Linked DNA regions of Homo sapiens: regions 1 and 2 are each linked to region 3. A link is an interaction called in ENCODE POLR2A ChIA-PET data of the cell type or tissue named here. Cell type or tissue: endothelial cell of umbilical vein. All regions are shown on one strand. Each heading gives the region's core, and the rest is flanking DNA. Links, peaks and the distances in the headings are about the cores only.

What was found. Peaks named below come from ENCODE experiments on the same cell type or tissue, not always from the same donor. Only the 100,000 strongest peaks of a DNase experiment are listed, where the experiment ranks them.
Region 1: POLR2A ChIA-PET joins it to region 3 with 6 read pairs; 2 of 35 experiments call an interaction of 5 or more read pairs at or near these places.
Region 2: POLR2A ChIA-PET joins it to region 3 with 6 read pairs; 3 of 35 experiments call an interaction of 5 or more read pairs at or near these places.

What each region holds. Positions count from the first base shown.
Region 1 is chr2:190,756,978-190,763,098 of GRCh38, forward strand. LOC124907946 (a long non-coding RNA gene) reads right to left here and starts at 3,524. Exons shown (of 2, transcript XR_007087780.1): 1 at 3,115-3,524. RefSeq lists an enhancer at 2,832-4,031. In endothelial cell of umbilical vein, for the core only: no CTCF peak of the experiment used is centred there; a DNase peak (open chromatin) is centred at 2,904; H3K27ac peaks cover 863 bases.
Region 2 is chr2:190,626,756-190,632,876 of GRCh38, forward strand. All of the region lies in intron 4 of NEMP2-DT (NEMP2 divergent transcript), which reads left to right. It also overlaps a transcript of NEMP2 not described here. Among named protein-coding and RNA genes, the nearest start is that of NAB1, 19 kb to the right of the region's middle. In endothelial cell of umbilical vein, for the core only: no CTCF peak of the experiment used is centred there; no DNase peak of the experiment used is centred there; H3K4me3 peaks cover 291 bases.
Region 3 is chr2:190,680,946-190,687,066 of GRCh38, forward strand. NAB1 (NGFI-A binding protein 1) reads left to right here. Exons shown (of 10, transcript NM_005966.4): 7 at 2,793-2,882; 8 at 4,531-4,693. Among named protein-coding and RNA genes, the nearest start is that of NAB1, 35 kb to the left of the region's middle. In endothelial cell of umbilical vein, for the core only: no CTCF peak of the experiment used is centred there; DNase peaks (open chromatin) are centred at 1,436 and 3,036; H3K27ac peaks cover 2,578 bases.

The sequences.
Region 1 (6,121 bases), core at 658-4,657, 75 kb after region 3:
GTTTCAGCTATTCCTCTTGGTCTCCCCTGCTAACATAGCTTTTACCCCACAGTACAAGGAATCACTGCAGAGATTCTACCAGCTACCAAGGATATCTATTCCAATTACACATCAGGAAACCAGAGAAATGACCCTTTCCTACTTTCTTTTTCTCCATAGCACTTGTCACTATCTAACCTATGTTACACTATTCATTTTATTTATTATTTGTCTCCTCAATGAATATAATCTCTATAAGGGAAGGCAGTTTTGTCTTTCCCTAACTGATTTTTTCCCCATGATTACAAATTACCTAACACATCATTGCCATTTTATAGTTCTAGCACATAGCAAGTGTGCAATAAATATTTGCTGAATGAAAGAATGAATATGAATGTTGCTGTCATTGAATAATAATATGAATGTTGTTATTATTGTTCTAATTGTCCCTAAGATTTTTCCGCCTCTCTCAGCAAATGTGAATCCAAGTGTGAAACATTCACTCTGGGGCAAATTAGGGAAAGGTTTCCACAAAGGATCACAGATTGCCATTGCACTTCAAGTCTTTCATGGTGCACAGCACGTATGTTGAAGAGGTAGAAGGCAGATCAGGAGGGGCACCACTTCAAGGTTCTCAGCACCTTTTATATCTCTCTCTTCCCCCAATGTGGATTAAAGTACACATATTTAATCTCCTAAATTTTTCACTGGTAATTATTGGTGTTTTGGGATCACACACACACACACACACACACACCCGCCAAGGACATACATTAATTCTGAAAGACACTATGGTTTAAATCATAGATAGCAACTAGTTTGGCCTCCTAGAATCAAATTGCTTATTTTTAAAGCATTTGAATTAGTCATAAAATATTTAAATACTTTCAGGCTTCTTGTGAAAAAATAGAAAGATCTGGCTATTACCATTTTTACTAGTTCCTAGAAGTGAATGCTCACTTTTGGATGGGCATGTGCTTTCCATTTTATTACAGTCCTCACCACTCATTGTTGTCTCCTTCACACTGAGGCTGAATGACAGCTGCCATTCATCAATGTATGGCTGAGACCATTTTTCTTACAGTTAAGAAGAAAGTGATACCATTTTTATGTGTAAGTCCTTTTCAAAGTTGGAAAAATAAAATATAGACAAAGAGGAACATATATTTTAAGAAAAATGGAAAAAGAGTGTTTTGAGGATGTAAGGGGGAGCAAAGATCATGCCAAAGCATTTAATATATAATATGCAAATGAAGTATGACTGGGTCCATAGAGTGCAATTCAAGGAGTCAGGACCTTGAGTTTGCAATTCTTGCTCTAACCTAATAAAAATAAATAAGTCATATAGTCTACTTACCTCATAATTTGCATGGTACTTCTTTCCCTTTTTAGGGAAAGATTACAGATTTTTTAATCTGTAATTCTCATTATTATGTAAAGCACTTTAGTTTCTTTTCTTCATATTAACTTCTTCCCCCCAACACACATATAGACCCATTCACCTCCCAAATTTTGCCCTTTGGGAATAGAAATACAGAACTCTGTATTTCTCTGCTGTGGTTTGGATGTTTGTACCCCTAAACATCACATTGAAATTTAAGCCCCAATGTTGGAAGGGGGGCAAGGTTTGGGTCACAGGGGTGTATCCCTCATGAATGGCTTGGTGCCTTCTCTTGGTAATGAGTGAGTTCTCGCTCTATTCAAAGAGCCTGGCACCTCCTCAAACCCCCCTTCCTTCTCTGGCCATGGGAGCTCTGCACAAGCTAGACTTCCCTTCTTCCACCAGGAGTCAAAGCCACCTGAAGTTTTCACCAAGAGCAGATGCTGGTGCCATGCTTCTTGTACATCCTGCAGAATCATGTGTCGAATAAACGTCTTTTCTTTATAAATTACCCAGCCTCAGGTACTCCTTTATAGCAATCCAAATGGACCAAGATAGACTCATTGCTAGTTCTATGCTTTATAACTCGAGTCCTTATTTATACAAAGAAAAGCTTTGCAATTCTGGCTCAGAAAAGATTTAATTAAAATCTTAGCTAAGGATCCTCATTCTCTTTACTTTCAATATGGAGAAAAGAAAGAGAAGTATTTATTTTTCCAGTAGCTTTCAGTTGATAATTTTAGGATTTAATAGCTAAATTATAATAGCACAAGTAAAATTTTATGTTGGTAATTTAATTTCTGGGATACCCTTAGCTAATAAATACACTTGGTGATTAGAAAAATGGAACATCAGGCTGGGCGCAGTGGCTCATGCCTGTAATCCCAGCACTTTGGGAGGCCGAGGCGGGCGTATCACCTGAGGTCGGGAGTTCAAGACCAGCCTGGCCAACATGGTGAAACCCCATCTCTACTAAAAATACAAAAATTAGCTGAGCCTGGTGGCACGCACCTGTAATCCCAGCTATTTGGGAAGCTGAGGCAGAATTGCTCAGCTTCTGAGCAATTTGAGAGAGAATTGCTTGAATCTGGGAGGCAGAGGTTGCAGCGAGCTGAGGTCACGTCACTGCACTCCAGCCTGGGTGACAGAGGAAAACTCCATCTCAAAAAAAAAAAAAAAAAAAGAAAAGAAAAAAAAAAAGAAAAATGTAACATCAGGTAGAATTATCCAAGTGTTTTTGTTTTTATTTTTATTTTTATTTTTTTTTAAGGCCAAACACAAATCCATCACAATTCTGGCACTTACTTTAAATGATAGGGTATTGGGCCGTATTTGTCAATCTCTTGTAAAGAAACCAGGGTGTTTTTATATTTACCTGAATATGTCTTTCTACCTCCACCACCTTTTCCATATTCATTCATGTAAATTATAAAAGTAAGGCAGTTACTGAGCCCAATATTCACTGATAACAAAGCAGGAAGCTTATGGGTATGAATCAGAGTGTGGATGACTCATTAAAAGCCAAATGTTTGTACGGAAAGCTCCCCTAAAATGGCACAAAAGCAAATATTTATAAACATGTTAAGAAAGCATTGTGGAACTCTTGGGAGGAGGGGTTAAAATATTGCCACACATTCCTAATTACACTATTACAATAAAACATTGCTTTGCTACCATGAAGTCTGACCCAGGCTCTAAACTCTTTAGCAATGGGGTTGCTCTAATTAGCTATAATAAGACTGATCCTGACTCACAGTGTGTCCGGAATTGGTGGGTTCTTGGTCTCACTGACTTCAAGAATGAAGCCACGGATCCTCGCGGTGAGTGTTACAGTTGGCGCGTCTGGAGTTTGTTCCTTCTGGTGTTCGGATGTGTTCGGAGTTTCTTTCTTCTGGTGGGTTCGTGGTCTCGCTGGCTCAGGAGTGAAGCTGCAGACCTTCGCGGTGAGTGTTACAGCTCTTAAGGCGGTGCGTCTGGAGTTGTTCGTTCCTCCCGGTGGGCTGGTGGCCTCGCTGGCTTCAGGATTGAAGCTGCAGACCTTCCCGGTGAGTGTTACAGCTCATAAAAGCAGTGTGGACTCAAAGAGTGAGCAGTAGCAAGATTTACCACAAAGAGCGAAAGAACAAATCTCCCACAACATGGAAACGGACGCAAGCTGGTTGCCACTACTAGCTCAGGCAGCCTGGTTTTATTCTCTTATCTGGCCCCACCCACTTCCTGCTGATTGGTAGAGCCCAGTGGTCTGTTTTGACAGGGCGCTGATTGGTGCCTTTACAATCCCTGAGCTAGACAGAAAGGTTCTCTAAGTCCACACCAGATTAGCTAGATACAGAGTGTGGACACAAAGGTTCTCCAAGGCCTCACCAGAGTAGCTAGATACAGAGTGTCGATTGGTGCATTCACAAACCCTAAGCTAGACACAGGGTGCTGATTGGTGTTTTTACAAACCTTGAGCTAGATACAGAGTGCTGATTGGTGTATTTACAATCCCTGAGCTAGACATAAAGGTTCTCCACGTCCCCACCAGACTCAGGAGCCCAGATGGCTTCACCTCGTGGATCCCGCACCGGGGCTGCAGATAGATGGAGCTGCCTGCCAGTCCCGCGTTGTTCGCCCGCACTCCTCAGCCCTTGGGTGGTCGATGGGACTGGGCGCCATGGAGCAGGGGGTGGCGCTCGTCAAGGAGGCTCGGGCCGCACAGGAGCCCACGGAGGGGGTCGGAGGCTCAGGCATGGCGGGCTGCAGGTCCCGAGCCCTGCCCCGCGGGAAGGCAGCTAAGGCCCGGTGAGAAATCGAGTGCAGCGCCGGTGGGCCGGCACTGCTGGGGGACCCAGTACACCCTCCGCAGCCGCTGGCCCGGGTGCTAAGCCCCTCATTGCCCGGGGCCGGCAGGGCCGGCCGGGCCGGCCGGCTGCTCCGAGTGCGGGGCCCGCCAAGCCCACGCCCACCCGGAACTCCAGCTGGCCCGCAAGCGCCGCGCGCAGCCCCGGTTCCCGCTCGCGCCTCTCCCTCCACACCTCCCTGCAAGCTGAGGGAGCCGGCTCCGGCCTTGGCCAGCCCAGAACGGAGCTCCCACAGTGCAGCGGTGGGCTGAAGGGCTCCTCAAGTGCCGCCAAAGTGGGAGCCCAGGCAGAGGAGGCGCCGAGAGCGAGCAAGGGCTGTGAGAACTGCCAGCACACTGTCACCTCTCAACAGTACTTCTTATTTTGAGATATCATTCTATTTTGATAACTTCAGCCTCTCTCTATTTTTCCTTTTTTTTTTTTTTTTCCTGAGACGGAGTCTCGCTCTGTTGCCCAGGCTGGAGTGCAGTGGCGCAATCTCGGCTCACTGCAACCTCTGCCTCCTGGGTTCAAGCAATTCTCCTGCCTCAGCCTCCCGAGTAGCTGGGATTACAGGCATGTGCCACCATAACCGGCTAACTTCTGTATTTTTAGTAGAGATGGGGTTTCGCCATGTTGGCCTGGCTGGTCTCAAACTCCTGACCTCAAGTGATCCGCTCGCCCAAAGTGCTAGGATTACAGGCGTGAGCCACCACGCCCGGCCTGTTTTTCTTTCCTTTTTTGAAGACAAGGTCTTGCACTGTTGCCCAGGCTGGGGTTCAGTGGTGTGATCATAGCTCACTGCAGCCTCCAATTCCTGGCCTCAAGCAATCCTCCTGAGTCGGCCTCCCAAAATGCTGGGATTACAGGTGTAAGCCACTGCACCTGGACTATCTCTATTTTGAATGCATCAAAAATACATGTGCTACTTATGACAATTTTAAGTTTTCTGTAGATATTCCTCTTAATTGCAATCTGTACAGAGGACACAAGAAAAGGGCGATTAGAAATGGAAATTTGTTTCTTGATGAGGAAATCTTCAAGTAATGTAAGTATACATTTAAATTCTGCACCAGGATGTTGCCTATTTTTTTAAATGACTTTCTTTGTCCTCCAAGTAAATATAGAATGGCTGTTTGCTTTAATTCTAACACATACTTTTGGCACATTCCAGGTTCTTGCTTAGACTTCTCAGGCTCTAATTTGAAACCCCAGAGTCCTTTACCCAGACTGATCTGGGGCCTATGGTAAGTCAGCTCCTGTTAGAAGCTGTCTTCAAATAGGAGGTGATGATGGAGGTGGTGGAAGGCTAGTGTTTCTCTATCTGGTCCACATTTGAAAAGGCATCAGAAATTCAGGAGGTAATTAGGCCAAGGGGCAAACCCTCCTGCTAAACCAAGCTTTCTGTCCTTTTTCTGTGACTTCTACTGGGGATCTTGAGTTTGTTGGCATGTTTTAAAACGGATATTGAACCATGTAGTTATCCATAATTGAACTCAGCATTGAAGTAGGAAGCAGTACTCTTTCAGAATTTTATCTTGTATGTAAGAAACCAGTGGAAAGTACTTAGGATGGTGGCTGTAAGAGATGCAAGTGTCAAGGAGAGATAATGTCATTTTGGATCTGCATAGTTGGGGCTTGTGTTATCTACTTCTGTTGTAAAAATATGATGAGTCTATGTGGACCATGGTTACAGATACAACCCTGTTTCCTCAGTCAAGATCATGAGAAAATAGGTTCTCTGGATAACTGGATTTCCCAGATTTCTGAAGCTTTGCCTATTAAGCACAACAATGTAAATAAAATAATAAAATAAAATAACCATAGAAAATGGAAGAATCTCTGTGGAGTATGGCAGAAGGGGGTGGGGCAAAAGAGTGGAAGCTTTAACTTCTCTATGCTCTTCTGTATGAATACATTTTAAGTTAATATGTATTAC
Region 2 (6,121 bases), core at 658-4,657, 55 kb before region 3:
TGAGCTCTCGAATGAATAACAGTTTTGAGTTCCCATTATTCTGGGTTTCCCAAGTGTGCGTGCCATATCTGAAACAGATGGTCAGTATTACAGGATGATGACGGTTTTTAATGGTAATAGGAATCACATGATTAACACTTCCTGAAAAGAACTGGATTACATATTGAAAATTGGACCTCAGCTCTTCAAAAAAATATTATTTGATTTCCTGTCTCATTTCCAGAAAATCATAGGAATACTGAAAGTCTGTGAAGAGTATTTTGAAATGGATTAACATCTACACTTGTTTTTTGTCACACTGATCTCTAAGGCCCCATTCAACTATTTACTTATTTGGCAGTTATGGTACTTTCTCTACACACCAAAAGCCTGGGGAGGGACATGCATGCAGGGACAACGTCCATTTTATTTTCCCGTGTTGTCCCAAGCTTAGCACTGTGCCTGGCACATAGAATGTGCTCAACAACAGTTTTTGAATAAATAAATCTTGCAGTATTTTGCTTTATAAGACTTTTCTTTGACTATATGGCACTCCAGTTGGAGTTCTATTTATCATAACAACCCCTTCTAGGAATGCTTTTGTTGCACAGATAATGTGTTTTTATTTTTCCAGATTTCTTTCATTTCTGATTTACTCTGACCATTCACAAAAGGATATTAAGATTTGAAGATTTCCAAACACCTCTGGTGAGGGAATTTCTATAAGTGTTCAAATGTTTCTTGACTACATTTTAAAAGGTTATTTATATCTGCAGTATTTTTGGCACTTAACAAGTAATAACATATTCATATTACATCAACACTTACTTCATTGTTTTTCCTTTAAAAGTTCTTAGGGAAAAAAAAAAAAAACCTTAACATCTTCCCAGATTGTATTTCCCTCATCTCCATTAGTTACCAGTGTTGACTCTATTCTTTTTATTGCCAATATTCCTGCAGAAAACTTAGAGATGACCTATTTGTCCTTGATTTTTGCTTCCAAAGATGTGCCACCAAAGAATAGGAATTTCTTATAGAATGCATATGCTTTAGGGGCATCTGTCTCTAACTTTACAAAAATAAAATAATAAAGTTATGTGTTTTCTTCACACATTTGAAAGCCAGAAATAGATTCAAACGTACATTTTTCTATCCGTGTGCCAAGCTAATAAGCTGAGCGCAACAGACTGCATCGCGCAGGCCACCGCGGCTCCGCCCTCGCACTGCGCTCTTCCTCCTCCCGCGCCTACCGCGTCCCTCCTCCCACTGGGAACTGGCCGGCCAGCAGCCCCCCGCAGTCCCTCCAGCTGCTCCCCTGGCAGCTGCACACTTGCCTCTGGGTCTGTCGTGCCTCTTTGTGTTCCTGGGCATCATTAAAATAATAGAATCGCAGCGTTTAGAGCCGAGTGACTTTGGACTGGCTCCTCTGACACCACTGAATTTCTGCAGATCATTTACTCCATTTTAGACTCTTAACACTTCACCATCTGGAAGGTCTTGGGGAGGGCACTGGGACCAGCGAAATGTCTGCTGCATCATGTGGGGCACTTTTAGTGACCTCCCCTTGAAGCAGACGTCAATGGGAAGTGTTCTAGGTGCCCACAGAGAGGGGTCTGATGGAGGACGCCTGTTACTGCTTCTTCACCCTCAAAGGAAGGAAACCTTTTAGACTTCTGAGGAGGTAGAACTCAACAGTATACATGCTCTTAACTAGCAATATTTATGGTACACGTTCTTCCTTTATAAAATCAGTTCTGCAATGCCTGCTACTCCAGTCTCTGTTATCTCAGGAACTCTTGAGTGAAGACTATCCCCTGACCTAAGCTGGGCCCATCAGAATCTCTCTGGGGAGTTCGGAACTGGAACAGAAATGCTCATCTCTCTCCTGGTTTCTCCAACAGGAAAGATGTGCATGGGGAGCTGGGGATGGGCAGTGTTTGGGGCTGTGTACCTTGAGGTAGTGAAAACAGATCTGCTGATCCTGCAGGCAGTGAAAGAGAGAGAGAAAGAAAAATAAATCTACAGTGAGAAAAATAGACATGAGAAAAAGCCAGCTTCCCGGCTTCCCAGAAGCTTCCTGGCTCTTGGTTCTAGTCCCCCAGGAGATTGTGCTACTTCCTCGCCTGGCCTGAAGTTAGTTTCTCTTCCATGCAACAAAAATCCTCTCCTCAGATGTTGACTCCATAAGGCTTCTGACCACAAAGCACAATCATAATTCTTTCATTGAGTTTAACTATCCAAAATCTCAAGAATCTCAAACTCAATTAAGAACCCAGAATTAGACAGATGACATATCCAAATAGTGAAAGCTATGTTTTTGGTCCAGAATTGTGCAGAGCGTCAGTCCTAGCTGCGCCTGGCCCTGCTCACTAACTCCTCCTCAAAAAACAATTCATCAGATTTATCTTGCAGCTGCTATATGCTCTGCACCAGGTCAAATGCTGAAGTTTTGGAAGCCATCATGACACAGCCCGATTCCCATGAGCTTTCAATTTAGTAGGGAACTTAGACAAGTAAAACACATTACACAAGCGGTCTTTAAAAAGTTCATTGAAATACGTATTATGAAAAAACTATGCATAGATGTCAAAAATTTTTTGCACCAAAATAAACTTGTACTAACTTGTTATAACATGTCTGAAAAGGATCTAGTTCGAGGCACTAAGATATCAGTTTGTAAGGAGTCCCTTATCAGAGCAACGTGAATTCTGCTAAAATTGAAGCAAGAACAAACATTAAATTTTTGGTGAAGCTTGGTTGGAAGAATGATGAAATCATTAACTTTTAATGAAAAGTTTATTGGGACAATGCCCCCCAAAACTAAGCAGTTTATAAATAGAATAATTCATTTTAAGAAGAGGTGAGACAATGTTAAAGCTGAAGCCTAGAGCAGCAGACCATCCACGTCAATTTGTGAGTTAAAACTCATCTTGTTTGAGCCCTAATTGAAAAGGACCAATGATTAACAGCAGAAACAATAGCCAACACCATAGACATCTCAGTTGGTTCCACTTACACAATTCTGACTGAAAAATTAAAGTTGAGCAAATTCTCCACTTGATGCGTGTCAAAACCGTTGTGCCCAGATCAGCTGCAGACAAAAGGAGAGCTTTTGACGGAAATTTTAAAACAAGTGGGATCAACAATTTCAGAGCATTTCTTCAAAGAACTGTAACAGGAAATAAAACATGGCTTCGCCAGTACAATCCTAAAGACAAAACACAATCACAGCAATAGCTACCAAGAGGGGGATGTGCTTCAGTCAAAGCACAAGCAGACCATCAAGAACCAAGGTCGTGGTGAAGGATTTTTTCGGATGCTCAAGGCACTTTGCTTGTTGACTTTCTGGAGGGCCAAAGAACAGTAACATTTGCTTATTATGAGCATGTTTTGAGAAAGCCAAAGCTTTAGCAGAAAAATGCCCAGGAAAGCTTCACCAAAGAGTTCTCCACCACAACAATGCTCCTGCTCATTCATTCCTCTCATCAGACAAGGGCAATTTTTGTTTTTGTTTTTAAGATGGAGTCTCGCTCTGTTGCCCAGAGCAATCTCGTCTCACTGCAACTTCTGCCTCCTGGGTTCAAGCCATTCTCTTGCCTCAGCCTCCCGAGTAGCTGGGATTACAGGCCAGCACCACCACGCCCAGCTAATTTTTGTATTTTTAGTAGAGACGGGGTTTCACCATGTTGGCCAGGCTAGCCTCAAACTCCTGACCTTGTGATCTGCCCACCTCAGCCTCCCAAAGTGCTGGGATTACACCCTGCCCTGCCAGACAAGGGCAATACTTTGAGTTTTGATGTGAAATGATTAGGCATCCACCTTACAGTCCTGATACGGCTCCTTCTGACTTTTTGTTTCCTAAAAAAATCCTTAAATCTTTTTTTTTCAGTTAATAATGTGAAAAAGACTACATTGACCTGGTTAATTTCATAGAACCCTCAGTTCTTTAGGGATGGACTAAATGGCTATTATCACTTATAAAAATGTCTTGAACCTGTTGGAGTTTATGTTGAGAAATGAAGTTTATATACTTTATTTTTATCTTTTAATTCCGTTTTTTCATGAACCTTTTGAACTAGTAACAGAATTTTCTAATTTAACTTCACTCAGTTTAAATCTCAGTGTTGTTCGAGAAATCATAATATTGGCCAGGTACAGTGGCTCATGTCTGTAGTCGTAGTGCTTTGGGAGGCTGAGGCAGGAGGATTGCTTGAGGCCAGGAGTTTGGGACCAGCCTGGCCAACATAGTGAGACCCTGTTTCTAATTAAAAAAAAAAAAAGATCTGAGTCACACAGCAGAAAAACAAATATAAAAAATGATAATACTACTTTGCAGATTTTATCTGTTTAATATTTCAACAGGCCAAGCGTATCAGCTACAAAAATCTCAAGAATTGTAAAGATATGACCAACTTAAATTATTTGAAGATGTTGTATGAGACTTGCAGAGTTCTAGATGGGGAAGAAACTGTTTCCAAGATGCTTACATATCCAACCAAAGGAAATAGATTAGAAAACAGCAGGATGATCACACAACATAGCTTCACTTTGCTGGTTGTGTGGAATGGGCCTTACAGGACACCATCAACTTTGCTACAATCGTGTTGCATTTTTATTTAGGCTCTCAGTGTTGACAGTACAGCAAAGCCCTTTTGGTCAAGGAAACAAACCTTAGACATTGTCAGAGACCAGTTACAAGATCAAGTGGTTTTATAAGATCAATGTAAAAAAAACTTTATATTAATATTTTACTACTTTTATTTTGAATATGTACCAAAGAGCATATGTTATATTTTAAAGCTAATTTGGTAATTTAGAATAAGACTTATAAAAGCAACTTCTTTCAGATTATATATTAACACATGTTGATTGCAGAATATTTGGATAATATAGATCAATACTGTATAACCTAATCCACAAAACCACTTTATTGTTATAGTCATGACTTTTATTTTTGTAATTAATTTCTCAAATCCTCACTTACCCTATCAGGAGACAGTCCAATATAGACTTTCCCCAAATTGTCCAAAGATACCATGGGCTGGGCATGGTGGCTCATGCCTGTAATCCCAACACTTTGGGAAGCCCAGGCAGGCAGGTTGCTTGAGTCCAGGAGTTCGAGACCAGCCTGGGCAACATGACAAAACCCCATCTCTACTAAAAATACAAAAATTAGCTGGGCATGGTGGCACGCATCTGTAGTTCCAGCTACTCGGGAGGCTGAGGTGGGAGAATCACCTGAGCTCAGGAGGTAGAGCCTGCAGTGAACTGAGATAACGCCACTGCACTCTTGCCTGGGCAACTGGAGTAAGACTCTGTCTCAAAAAAAGAAAAAAGAAAAGAAAAGAAAAGAAAAAGACACTATGGTCTTACTGGATCCAAAGAGTGACAAGGGTGAGTTGTGTTTCCATTGCTAGGTCTAGAGGGAAGTGGGAAGCTTGACCATTTCACTAGTGCTCTCCTTCCTTGCAGCCTCACAGGGCTCTGTGGAAGTATGGTCCTGCATGGTCCATGCTGTGGCAAATGCCCTTGCTGCATCTGGCCCTGCCTAGCCATGTAGGGCCCCAACCTGGGGTCCTACAATTATAGGTCTCTTGGAGTCCCTCTCAGTCAATGATAGTCACCATTTCCTGTATTCTCAGCATAGGACCAAAGTAGCTGGATCCCAAGAAGCTTCTAACTTAGCCACATGCTGTGCTTCCTCCAAGAATGCCTAAGCCCTTAAATTTATCCCAGGATGTCAACTTAGGTTTGCTGATTCCTAATGATAATTTTATTTCAGGTCCTCATTACTGTTCTCTGATAATGGGCCTTGGCCAGGTTACCCTGATCAATCTTGAAAAGAGCAGGGTAGAATATGTGTCCTTGCCTTTCCAGATGGTCAGGGCTCCATCCTCATATTATCCAACCACTTCATCAGGGACCAACTTTGTTTACCCTGGGTTTCAGAGAATGGCATAATACCAGAAGGATGGGTAAACTCTATTCCCAACATTTCCATAACTAAGGGGGGCAACTGGAATGACTTGGCAGGCGACAAATGAAATCCTGTTATGTCAATTAAAAAAAAATCCATGACCAAGCAGTAATATGTGGTCATTATAGAATATACAGAATATTACAAAGAAAATAAAAATCCTTC
Region 3 (6,121 bases), core at 1,404-5,403:
CTATTGTTATCCCCATTTTATAGATGAGAAAATAGACACAGAGAGATGAAATAATCTACCCAGTATCACAGCAAATAAGTAGTAGAGTTGGGTTTTGAACTCTGCAAGTCATATAGTTAAAGCCCGTCCAGCTTATGAAAAACAGAGCTATAATTTCTGTTTATAGAAATGCCTGTGTTTTTGTGAGTTTCATAAAGGTAGTAACTCTGAATTTATGGACTGAGCATAGGCTTTGAAGCTAGCGTTGTAGCTGTAAAAAAAAGGAAACCCAGTCTTGTCTGTGATGAAGATTAAATGAAATAATGAACATAAAATATAGAACATAGGGACTGGTATATTGTAGACCCCTGGAAAATGATAACCGCTTATATTGAAGTTGTTCTAACTCTTCTACTAGCTTACCTCACTGAACTTGAGAACTTAAGCAGTTCCAGTGGGGTGGGGGTTTGCTAAAGAGAAAGTTGGATTTTTCAGTCTAAATAGAAAACTTATTTATAAGAAAACTGGAATGGCTAAGAAAAAGGGAACTTTGGATTTAGCTTGGACTGTATACACTTATATGAAGTTCATTTTAGCTTATTTTATGATTATGTTCCATACACATCTGTGAGCCAACATGGAAACCTAGAAGAGTGGCTATTTTCAACACTTCAAAAGTGCTAATTACATACTGGCCCATGATAAAGCTACATAGGACCATCTTAAGACGTTAAGTTTATTAGCTCTTGGCTCTATATCATGTCTTTGAATTTTAAAAATAGCAAATTAGTTATTACTTGGGGAATGTATTTTGATAGATAAAATATTTGAAAGAAATCTGCAGTGGAGAAATAATTTATTGAAAAGACCCTGATGGGGGAAAATTTTTGAACCACTATCTTATATCCCAAATAAGGTAAAATATTTTGTTATTATTACATTATTCCATCTTTTTCTGCTGTGTATTGTAAGAACTTTGGTTTTTAAGGATTTGCCCTCTGCTGCAAATATATAGCTTATCAAAGAAGGGGAGAAATAATGTTTTGGAGTTTAATTGTAAATGCTAATTTCTGTGAGGAGTCCTTTAGGAGGTTTCACTAAAGTTACTAAAACCATGCTGTCATGATATTTTGTAGTTATAATGATCATGAGCAATAAACAGTCAAAAAAAGAAAACCTTGAAAAAAGTAGGTGGAATACCAAGTATAAAATGGAAGTAATTTAAGTTGAAGTTTTATCCAGTGCCCCCAGATAGGCCCTATTTATTATGGGAATTTAGTATGTATTGATATACTTACTTATTTAGTAATTATTACATGCTGAAGGCATTATCTCACTTGCTTTATCTCATTTGGTCCTCACAACAATCCTAATAGATAGGTTCTCCTATCCTCAATTTTCCTGTGAGGAAACTGAAGTTCAGAAAGGTTAAGTTACTCATCCGGTGGTCACATAGCTAGTGAGTGGTGACAGGCCTTTCGAATTCCAAAGCTCCATTTCCTGTCATAGGTTATGATAAAGGTGAAATCGCAAGCCAACATGAAGGAATCCTTGAGCAATTCAGGTTGGGATTATCGGTTAGCACTTTAAAGAACATTTAGTTTGGATCGTTAGCCACATTTCATGTAACAAAATTAATTTCAGATAGGTCAGAGGGTTAAATTTAAAAAACAAATCAAACTTTTAGAAAAATTAGAGGGTAGATTTAAGTACTGAACCAAATTTCTGAAGCAGAATTTCTCTAAACTTTATAGCAACAGTTGAAATCACAAAATAAAAGTATGTACAACTATAGCATATAAAACAGGCATATAAAAATTAAATGATTTTTGAGTATCAAAAGTATAGATAAATTGGCATAAATTAAGAAAACAAGAATTCTTAGTGCTGACAAGGAAATTGTCATGTATTGCTTGTGGTATGATAAACTAGTAAAGGCCCTCTATAGGTTTAGCGAAAGTACATAAGGCACAAAAATATCATCTCTGCAGTAATTCTGCTTCTGGGAATCTTTTGTAGTAGATAATCTAAGCTATCGAAAATGCTATCTCCATGAAAATATTTTTGCAGTGTTTTTCATAAAACCAAAAATTAGGAAAAGAATAAAAAATGTCCAATGCGAGGATAGTGGCTAATCAAACCCCCCACTAGGTTAAATGTTTTTTATGTGTTTTGTTTTTGTTTTTGTTTTTTTGAGACAGAATCTCACTTTATCACCCTTTGTCACCCAGGCTGGAGTGCAGTGGTGCAGTCTCGGCTCACTGCAACCTCCGCCTCCTGGGTTCAAGCGATTCTCATGCTTCAGCCTCCCAAGTAGCTGCCCAGCCTCCCTAGTAGCTGTGATTTCTGGCGTGTGCTACCACTCCCAGCTAATTTTTTTTTTTTTTTTTTTTTTTTTTTTAGTAGAGATGGGGCTTTACCATATTGGACAGGCTGGTCTCGAACTCCTGACCTCAGGTGATCTGCCCACCTTGGCCTCCCAAAGTGCTGGGATTACAGGCGTGAGCCACTGCACCCAGCCTAGGTGAAATGTTATATAACCGTTATTATCAATGATCATAAAGCCTTCTTTCCAGTGTAAAACAATAGGAATGATGACATTTTTCATCTTATTTATGTTTCTACTGAGGTTACAGCTGTAGAAAATAATGTATGTTTCATAAAAGGCTGAAATGAAATATTTTATAACCATTAAAATCTTAATCATGATTATTCAGGTAGTGAGATTAAGAGTTTGCTTTATTTTCAAGTTTTTGATAATATTTTATTATTTACAAACTCTAAATATAAAGGACTTCTTATTTGACCCACAGGATGGGTTTCCAGATTTCCAGGATTCTGTGCAAACACTCTTCCAGCAGGCTAGAGCTAAGAGTGAAGAACTTGCAGCTCTTAGTTCACAGGTAACATAAACTCCCAGTTATTACTCCATGATAGTATCTGAAGGTTAAAAAATAAATGACTACTTCAACTAGCTTCAGTTTTAAGTATCTGAGGCCTGACTTTTTATTTCCGTTTGTTTTTTAAAACGTCATCTGAGCCACAGCTGTATCAACATGAGAGCAATAACAACTTGGTTTGATTCAGTTTATGAACGGAATCTGATATGGTGCTACTTATTTATTCTTGTAGTTTTGTAGGAAGTGAGACAGATTCTCTGCTCAAGAAAACTTAAACAGTTTGATAATCAGGAAAACCAGCCATGTTGACCATGGCTGTGTGTAATGCAACTCTGAGATAAAATAATACTAGTTCTCAATAAAATATTAATAGTCAACATTGTAATTATTGTTAAATCTTTTAAATTCATATTTATTGAAAAACTATTAAATGAATATGTGGCTTCAGGTGCTTTTGCCATTAAGTTATTTAATTTTGTCTGTATACTGAAATTAAAATTTTAAAATGCTTTCTGCAAACATCATCTTTTAGAAAGCACTGTAAACTTTTATTCCTATTGAACAGCTTCTTTGTAATAAGTTGCTTTTGATCAAATTTAGTACTGCTAAGTTTTGTTTTTTTCATGTTAGGATGAAAAATACATTTTTTACCTCAGATATGCTTATTTAAATTTTGTCAATTTAGTAACAAGTTCAAATGAAATGAAGTTGTAGTTACTTTTGATTTGGTTTATATGCACTCAGAAAAATAGTGTGTTTATCATGTTTATTCTGTGAATTAATATATTTTACCTACTGATTTTTACATTGTGAATCAGGGCATTTTGTAACCAATTTTATATAGCAGCTTTCTTGTCCTACTCTCTTATATAGCATGGTAGTGATTCATATCTGTGCATTTTGACTATTATCTCCTTGGCAAAATACCACAAATACACTGCTCTGAATATCACATATAAGTAATTTAGAGCAGTGCATTGAAAAGGAACTTATAAAACACATACAGAGATAAATTTATATGTCAGTTGACTAATTGTATATTTAAAATATGCCTTTTTATGATTGGTTGGGAAATACTGCAGTTTCATTTCATGATGAAGGTAAAGATGCTTATTGGCACTGATGTTTTTCTGCATAATTTACATTGTTTAATTTTAGTGGGAAGTGTATTTGTCTTGTTCTTCTAGACAGCCGTTTTACACCTTTTCTCCCCCAAACATATTGTCATCATATCAGAGTCTGTGTACTGCCAGATCCTAAAATAAAAATGCCAAGATTTCGCCCCAAGTGTTAGAAGTAGTTTATAGCAGATGTTGCTGTTGCTTTTAGATTTCTGTTTTAAAAAATCCTTTAAAGGACTTAGTACCTTGGAAAACAAAGCTAAGGTTATGTTGCTTTTGAGCTGACATGGAATTCTCTTGAAAGAATTGAGAAGAAAGCTTTTATCTTTTGTACAATATCCAGCCTTTTATGTTTTAACATGATGATATAGACATCTATGCATATTTATGGAATTTGTATACCACATGAAGTGTGAACTAATTTTAATGAATACTAAATATATTTGCTGGAGTCTGAAATTGGCATCTTTAAACCATTAAAAAATCTAGAATGTTTCAGTTACTGATTTGATTTTTGCTTTACTTACTAGCAGCCTGAAAAGGTGATGGCAAAGCAGATGGAGTTCCTTTGCAACCAAGCTGGCTATGAGAGACTGCAGCATGCCGAGAGGAGGTTGTCTGCAGGGCTTTACAGGCAGAGCTCAGAAGAGCACAGTCCTAACGGCTTGACTTCCGATAACTCAGATGGACAAGGTACATCTTTAGAATATCCTATGCCTTTAGGGCCACTATGTGCACTTCAAAGAGAAACAGAAGACAGTGGCTGATTTTTAAATTATGATATTTTGTAGAGATTATTTTACAGGTTCTCTTATCAAAATTATTTTTTGAATTCTTCATTTTTCTAAAAAGATAATTTATCCTGCAAATTTTAATTTGTAAATTTTTTAATCTTTAAGCAGTTGGCACCTGAGATTGACATGTATTATTTTGTAGGGGTTGGTGGGAATGTGAGATGTCAACAGTACAGATTATTTTCCCCGAAGAAGCAGATTCCGGGAGAGATGTTTATCCTTTTTAAATGACCAAAACTTCATATTTTTTTAGACTTCAAAAACAAGTTTGTGAAATTTACAGCATTTGGTTCTTAAAAGAATATGGTGACTGCATCTAAAGTGTTATGACAGAGTACAGCTCAGGTTTAGAAAGCCATGTGATTCGTGAGTGTTTTTACCATTCTAAAAAGTACTTCATTCTTTTCACATCCTCACATAAAGAAAATCCCAAGTCATTGTTATTCACCCAACCAACAGGCATTTTATTTTTTTAGCAATTCCTATGTGCCAGGCACTCTCCTAGGCACTGAAGATGCAGCAGGGAACAAATCCCTGTTTACCTGGAGCTTACATGTAGTGGAGGGAGATGTACAGGTTATATATCCTCTAGTTTCAAATAGTAATAAGTGTTTGAAGAAAAAAAATAATTTTATAGTGCCTCCTTTTTATATATTATTGTTATACTTTTCTAGAGAGTGGTTATTATTGTAAAAAAATAAAAGGATTCCTAGGTAAGGATACCATCTTAACAAGGATTCTCCAGCCATGGACTGAAATATTACATGTGTCAACACATCAGAGTACTGGAAGAGAAGAAAGTTCTTCCTTTTAAAAATATTACAGGAACCTCTGAGTTGAGGTCTTGTTTAACTTCTCCAATTATCCTTAACAGTTAAGAAGCAAAGGCAATTATTAAAGATTTGGTGACTCTAATTTGTGACACCAGGATAATTCAGTGTGGGGTGACAATTTGCTAATGTGATGGATTTCAGTACATGACAACATGATTGGGTGTATAATTTTTTCCCATATTTGTGCTAAATCTGTTTTTTCACGGATTTTGCTGTAGTTTTTTTTTTTTAATCTTTAATTGGCTTGAAGCCTTCTGTGTCTTTCTAGTACTTGTTATTATATGATTAATGACATGCCTTGGTAAAATGGTTGTTCTAGTAAGAAAATGCCTTATAGAGGAGATGTATTATATGCCAAAACTGGAATGCTCACAGGAATTCTCAGTCTTTTGTTTAGCTCTTAAAAATATCCTGGCAGAATTGTAAACCTTGGGACTGGCATGAAATGACTTGCCATTTTCCTCTTAAATTATTATTTAAAATGTTTTTTCCAA